Regions from separate parts of the Homo sapiens genome. Here region 2 is linked to region 1. Evidence: chromatin contacts called from ENCODE Hi-C data. All regions are on one chromosome and are shown on one strand. Each heading gives the region's core, a stretch centred on a gene start or an enhancer-like site at or near the end of the contact. The rest is flanking DNA. Distances are from core to core; before and after follow the strand shown.

What was found. A loop is a pair of places that touch in the nucleus more often than their neighbours do. Pooled maps may share reads with other maps.
Region 2: a loop to region 1 is called in a pooled map, with 4 times the contacts of the local background. The contact joins two enhancer-like sites. A Hi-C loop is called at or near these places in 5 of 37 single-sample maps with no recorded cell type and 4 of 50 pooled maps.

What each region holds. Positions count from the first base shown.
Region 1 is chr9:131,726,327-131,729,107 of GRCh38, reverse strand. The region is part of intron 1 of RAPGEF1 (Rap guanine nucleotide exchange factor 1); the gene reads left to right. Among named protein-coding and RNA genes, the nearest start is that of RAPGEF1, 12 kb to the left of the region's middle. RefSeq lists an enhancer at 51-160. Within about 2 kb of position 1,272, at least 16 of the 41 ENCODE cell types and tissues checked have a DNase peak (open chromatin) inside an H3K27ac peak, as active enhancers do.
Region 2 is chr9:132,380,817-132,383,720 of GRCh38, reverse strand. The region is part of intron 9 of TTF1 (transcription termination factor 1); the gene reads left to right. Among named protein-coding and RNA genes, the nearest start is that of TTF1, 25 kb to the left of the region's middle. RefSeq lists an enhancer at 1,301-1,460. Within about 2 kb of position 1,545, at least 6 of the 41 ENCODE cell types and tissues checked have a DNase peak (open chromatin) inside an H3K27ac peak, as active enhancers do.

The DNA of each region.
Region 1 (2,781 bases), core at 23-2,522:
CCCTCCCCAACCCTGTCTTTCCATCTGTGCAGTGAGCCAGTACAGAACAGTGTCTGAGAGCATGTGCTTCAGGTCCTCTAGCTGTGGCTTTAGATACCAGCCCTCCTGTGTCATTGTTGTGGGATCTTGGGCATGTCACTCTGTCTTGTCTAACTCTCAGTTTTTCCTTATCTGTAAAATGGGGAAAATCCTAACAGTACCTACCTTATGGTATTGAGGGAGAATTAAACGAGATGATGTACATAAGCATTTAATCAGAGTCTGGACACATAAGAAGTGCTCGATAAATCTTAGCTTTTGTTCTTACTTCAGGTCGCCTTCTACTCTAAAGTGACCATTTCTTTAAAAATGGTAATCTGGTAACTAAAATTCAAACCTCAGCACTCACAGAGAAGGGGAGGTCCCTGACTATTGAGGTATTTCCTTTTAGGCTGGTTTGTTCTTTCTCTTTCTCTCTCTAAGAAAGCTGAAGTCCAGGGAGTAGGTTTTTACAATTAAGTAATAAACTTTTGAAGTGATCACTCGTAGGAAGAGTAGAGGGCAATTCATTTCAGCTACACATATCCCAGTGCATGCAGGCAGACCAGGAGGCCCTGATTTTAATTTGAGTCTGTCTGGAAGGAATGGGCCTGTGCTTGCAGGCTGTGGTATATGTCAGAGCCACAGCAGGGCTGATACACCAACAGGTATATTTTTTGCCCTGTCTCAAGGGACACCTCCCCAGTTTCTCCTTGCGGGGTGACTTTCGGGGATTAATTAAATCATCTTCGTTCAGCTCTGGAGGTGAAATGATCACAGAGTGTTGCATTTGTGACAGTTAAAAACCACAAGACATTCAAGGTCCTCGTGTACAAAGTAACTTACAAGTTGCATTGAGCACTGCAAGAAGGGGGATTTCATACCCTTTATTTTTCTTTCTTGATTAACTTTCACAGTAAAGATAAATTCAGAAATGCTGTTTTGGTGTTCTGAGTCTTCCTTAACCCCTGCTCCACTGGGAATTTCGGGTATGTGAAAGTAAATGTGTGTAGTCTCCTTGCAAATTTGTCAGTGCAGCTAGCATGAAGCACAGTGCTATTTGCAGAGAGACCAAAGCCCAGTCAACCCTTTTCACTTTCTGTAATCATTTGGTCCTGGAGCTACAGAACCTCTCAATTAGCATAACCACACTAATTTGTGCTTCTGCCTCAGCTTGTCAAGAGTGCCTTGCAAATATTAATTCTCTGAGCTCATCAGAAGACCAAAGGCATAGATCAAAAGCATGCTTTTCTGCATGATCTGTCCTTGTTTTTTTTCTGTTCATGAGGAGCTTTCTCTATTAATTACCCTAAATATGCAAGGTTGTAGAATGAAGCTTTTATATTTGACAAGTAAGAATTGGGCTAGGGACCTGGATTACAGGGACTCGGGCTAGGGACTGCCTGTGCTGCAGGGGTGCGGAGTTCCCTGGCCTCAGCTTGGCAGGAGAAATGCACGTACTGCTGAGGAAATTCTGTAGGCTAAAGTCATGGGGAGCGTGTGAGTCATGATCACCAGAAATGCCTGGACCTGTGGCATCTTTGGGTGATGAAGAGGGAACCAGCTTAGCACTGCCACAGACACACCATGTCCTCTGGGGCAAGCCAGGATTCCTTCCTGGGCCTCTGAACCCCACTCTATAATTGGAGGGCCTTGAACTGGAACAGAGGTTCCTGAGCTTTTTAAGATCATAGGTCTCCCAGGAGTCTGATGGAAACTCTGTGGACCTTGTCCCCAGGGAGAAAGATTCATTATGTGTGGACATGTTTCTGCCAAGCCGTAAATTCCCACTACTATATGATAAGTGAGAATTCGCAAATACCCGGGGTCTTGGAAAGATCAAATAGAATTTTTGTTGTCTGAAACAATCAGGACTTAGTTCAGTCAGGTCTGAGCCCTAGTAACAGTAATTATGCATTCCCAGAATTTGGTAAGGATTTTGTGAAATGGGGCTTGTAAGCTGCTGGGTGGAATACCTGCATGGATAAAAGGGGGAACCTTCCCCTTATGGGTGAGGTTTAAAAAAAAATTATGTATAGTAAAATTGATGTTTTGGGGATATACAGTTGTATTTTTTGTTTTTCATTTGTGATGGGGTCACACTGTCACCCAGGCTAGAGTGCAGTGGTACCATCGTGGCTCACAGCAGCCTCGACCTCCTGAGCTCAAGGAGTCTTTCAATTTCAGCCTCTTGAGTAGCTGGGACTACAGGTGCGTACCACCACACCCTTTTCATTTAAAAAAATTTTTTTTGTAGAGACAGGTTTCCCTATGTTTGCCAGGCTAGTGGGGTATAAAGTTTTGTGCGTTTTAACACGTGTAGATTTGCATAACCACTACCACATTCAGAATACAGGCCAATTCCATCACCCTGAGTGAAAAAGCCTTCTTGCCGCCCCTTTGCAGTCATACCCTTCTCCCACCCTGGCAGCATGGATCTGCTTCCTTTCTTTTTTTTTTTCTTGAGACAGAGTCTCGCTCTGTCCCCCAGGCTGGAGTGCAGCAGTGCCGTCTCAGCTCACTGCAACCTCTGCCTCCTGGGCTCAGGTGATTCTCCTGCTTCAGCCTCCCAAGTAGCTGGGATTATAGGCATCCACCACCGCGTCCGGCTAATTTTTGTATTTTTAGTAGAGACGGGTTTCACCACATTGGCCAGGATGGTCTCGAATGCATGGCCTCAAGTGATCTGCCCGCCTCAGCCTCCCAAAGTGGTGAGATTACAGGTGTGAGCCACTGTGCCCGGCCAGCATTGATCTGTTTTTT
Region 2 (2,904 bases), core at 296-2,795, 650 kb before region 1:
CTCTGTGCTCTGGACCAAATAAATCAGACCAGCCCTCCCTCCAGCCCACCTGCCACCGAAGACACCCAAGAAAGGCAAATGAAATGTATGCAAAGTCTCTTAAAGGCTTCAAAAAGCTAAACAAGTTGCAAGAGTAACAGAAAGAACCCCGCATCCCCTTTACCCATAGTCGCCTCTTCTGAACATTCTGCTACGTTCACTTTATCATCCCTCTCTCCCTCCTCCAAGGGAATACGGTTTTTCCCATAACCATTCAAGAGTTAGTGGCAGATACCACTTCCCAAGCAAGGATGTTATTTTACATAACCATAGTACAATCGAGAATCAGGAAGTTTCACATTGATATAGTACACCCTCTAAAACATAGTCCACATTCAGATTTCACCAGTTGTCCCAGTAATGTCCTTGATAGCATTTTCCCCCTTTAATAATTGTTCCATTTCCTTAGTGTCCTTTTTTTTTTTTTTTTTGAAGACAAGAGTCTTACTCTGTTGCCCAGGCTGGAGTTACAATGGTGTGATCTCAGCTCACTGCACCCTCTGCCTCCCAGGTTCAAGCAATTCTTGTGCCTCAGCCACCTAAATAGCTGGAATTAGAGGCATGCACCACCCTGCCTGGCTAGTTTTTTTTTTAATTAGTTAATTTTTTTTTTTTTGAGACGGATTTTCACTCTTGTTGCCCAGGCTGGAGTGCAACAGCGTGATCTCGGTTCCCTGCAACCTCCACCTTCCGGGTTCAAGCAGTTCTCCTGTCTCAGCCTCTGAATAGCTGGGATTACAGGTACCTGCCACCATACCTGGCTAATTTTTGTATTTTTAATAGAGACAAGGTTTCACCATGTTGGCCAGGCTGGTCTCAAACTCCTTACCTCAAGTGATCCACCCACCTCAGCCTCCCAAATTGCTGAGATTACAGGCGTGAGCCACCACACCTGACTTTTTTTTTTTTTTTTTTTTTTTGTATTTTTAGTAGAGATGGGGTTTTGCCATGTTGCCCAGGCTATGCTTGAACTCCTGGCCTTAATCCCTCTCAAAGTGCTGGGATTACAGACGTGAGCCACCATGCCCGGCCTTCCTTACTGTCTTTTAATCTATGAAGATCGTCCATCTTTGCTGTTGATGGTAGTGAAATTTTGGAGGAATACAGGCTAGGTGTTTTGTAGAATGTCCGCAGTTGGCACTTGTCTGGTATTTCCTCTTGAGGAGATTCAGGCTGTGTCCTTCGGGCAGGAGTACAGCATATTCCTGATGTTTGCTATCACTGCATTACGTCACAAGGTACATAATTCTCGTTTTGACTTTTTTTTATTATTTAGCTAAGGCAGCATCTGCCTCTTTTCCCCACTGTATAAAAATACTGGTTCTTCCTTTGGTGGTAAGAAATGGCTGTGGGAAGACATTTTAAGACTATATAAAGATCCTGTTCCTCTTTAAGCTTCTGTCAGTTTCCTTGTGGTTTTCATTTGCATTTCTCATGTGAGAAGTGAGATTGAACATGGCTCTTGTGTTTATAAGCTGTCTCTCTTTCCCTTCACTGTGAGCCTTCACTGCACATAGCTCTTGCATTTTAATCAGTTCCTGCGATTGGAGGGCCCACCACTCTCGATATCTCAACTTACTGCTTGCTACGCAAGGGAGAGCTGGGCTGCAGAGCACAGGCCCTCTACGTGTTGCCGAGCATCATGGGGCTCGGGGATCAGTGACTTTCAGATGCAGGGATGTTGAGGGATTGTTTGGCCTTTGGTTTTGGAAGGTAGACAGTGGGGTGAGGCTGCTGCAGCCTGGCTGACTTCCAGAAGTGTGGCTACTGGTGTGAGGTCGCCATTGGTCCATTAGGAAAGATTTTGTTTTGTTTCTAGTCAATATTCTGCGGAACCATTAGGGAGGGTTTAAACTGGTTCTGGTGGTTAGTTATTTATGGTTTGGGATTATAACCAAACAAGAAAGGACAATCCGTCTCTTCCTTCTTGAATGTGGAGAATTGGAAATTCTTAGTCCAGGCCCTGCCAGGACTCACAGATACATGCCGTGGTCCCAAAGTCTTTTCTTTTCTAGCTCATCTGAGGGGCAGGGTGCCCACTCTTCAGCATCATAGGCCCCAAGCAGGGAGGGTGCCAGGTGCTTTGAAGGAGGTGACGCTGATGTGCACCCCACCAGCTCCCATCTTGAGAACGACTTACATTGACAAAGCCCTTTATAATGTCAAACCACTTTTTAAAAATTCAACTTTTCGGCCGGGCGTGGTGATTCACGCCTGTAATCCCAGCACTTTGGGAGGCCAAGGCGGGTGGATTGCTTGAGGTCAGGAGTTTGAGACCAACCTGCCCAACATGGTGAAACCCCATCTCTACTAAAATACAAAAATTAGCTGGGCGTGGTAGCAGGTACCTGTAATCCCAGCTACTGGGGAGGCTGAGGCAGAATTGCTTGAACCCAGGAGGAGGAGGTTGCAGTGAGCCGAGATTGCGTCACTGCACTCCAGCCTGGGCCACAGAGCCAGACTCCATCTCAAAAAAAAAAAAAATTCAGCTTTTCCATTAAATTTGTGTATGCTTTGTGACATTTCTTCAGATCACATGATTTTTAAAACTAAAATGGGTTTTTATGGTTTTAAATAAAATTACATGTTTAAAAACTGATTATTAAGCTGCACGTGGTGACACATGCCTGTTGTCCCAGCTACTCTGGAGGCTGAAGTGGGAGGATCGCTTGAGCCTGGGAGCCAGAAGTTGCAGTGACCCGAGATCACGCCACTGCATTCCAGCCTGGGTGACAGAGTGAGACCCTGTCTCAAGAAAATAAATTAAATAAAAATAAATAAAAGGGCCCCACAAAATCCAGGTAGGGGGTAACTGATGAACTGATTACCTATTTCAGATTTACGAATCTCAAAACTCTAAGATAG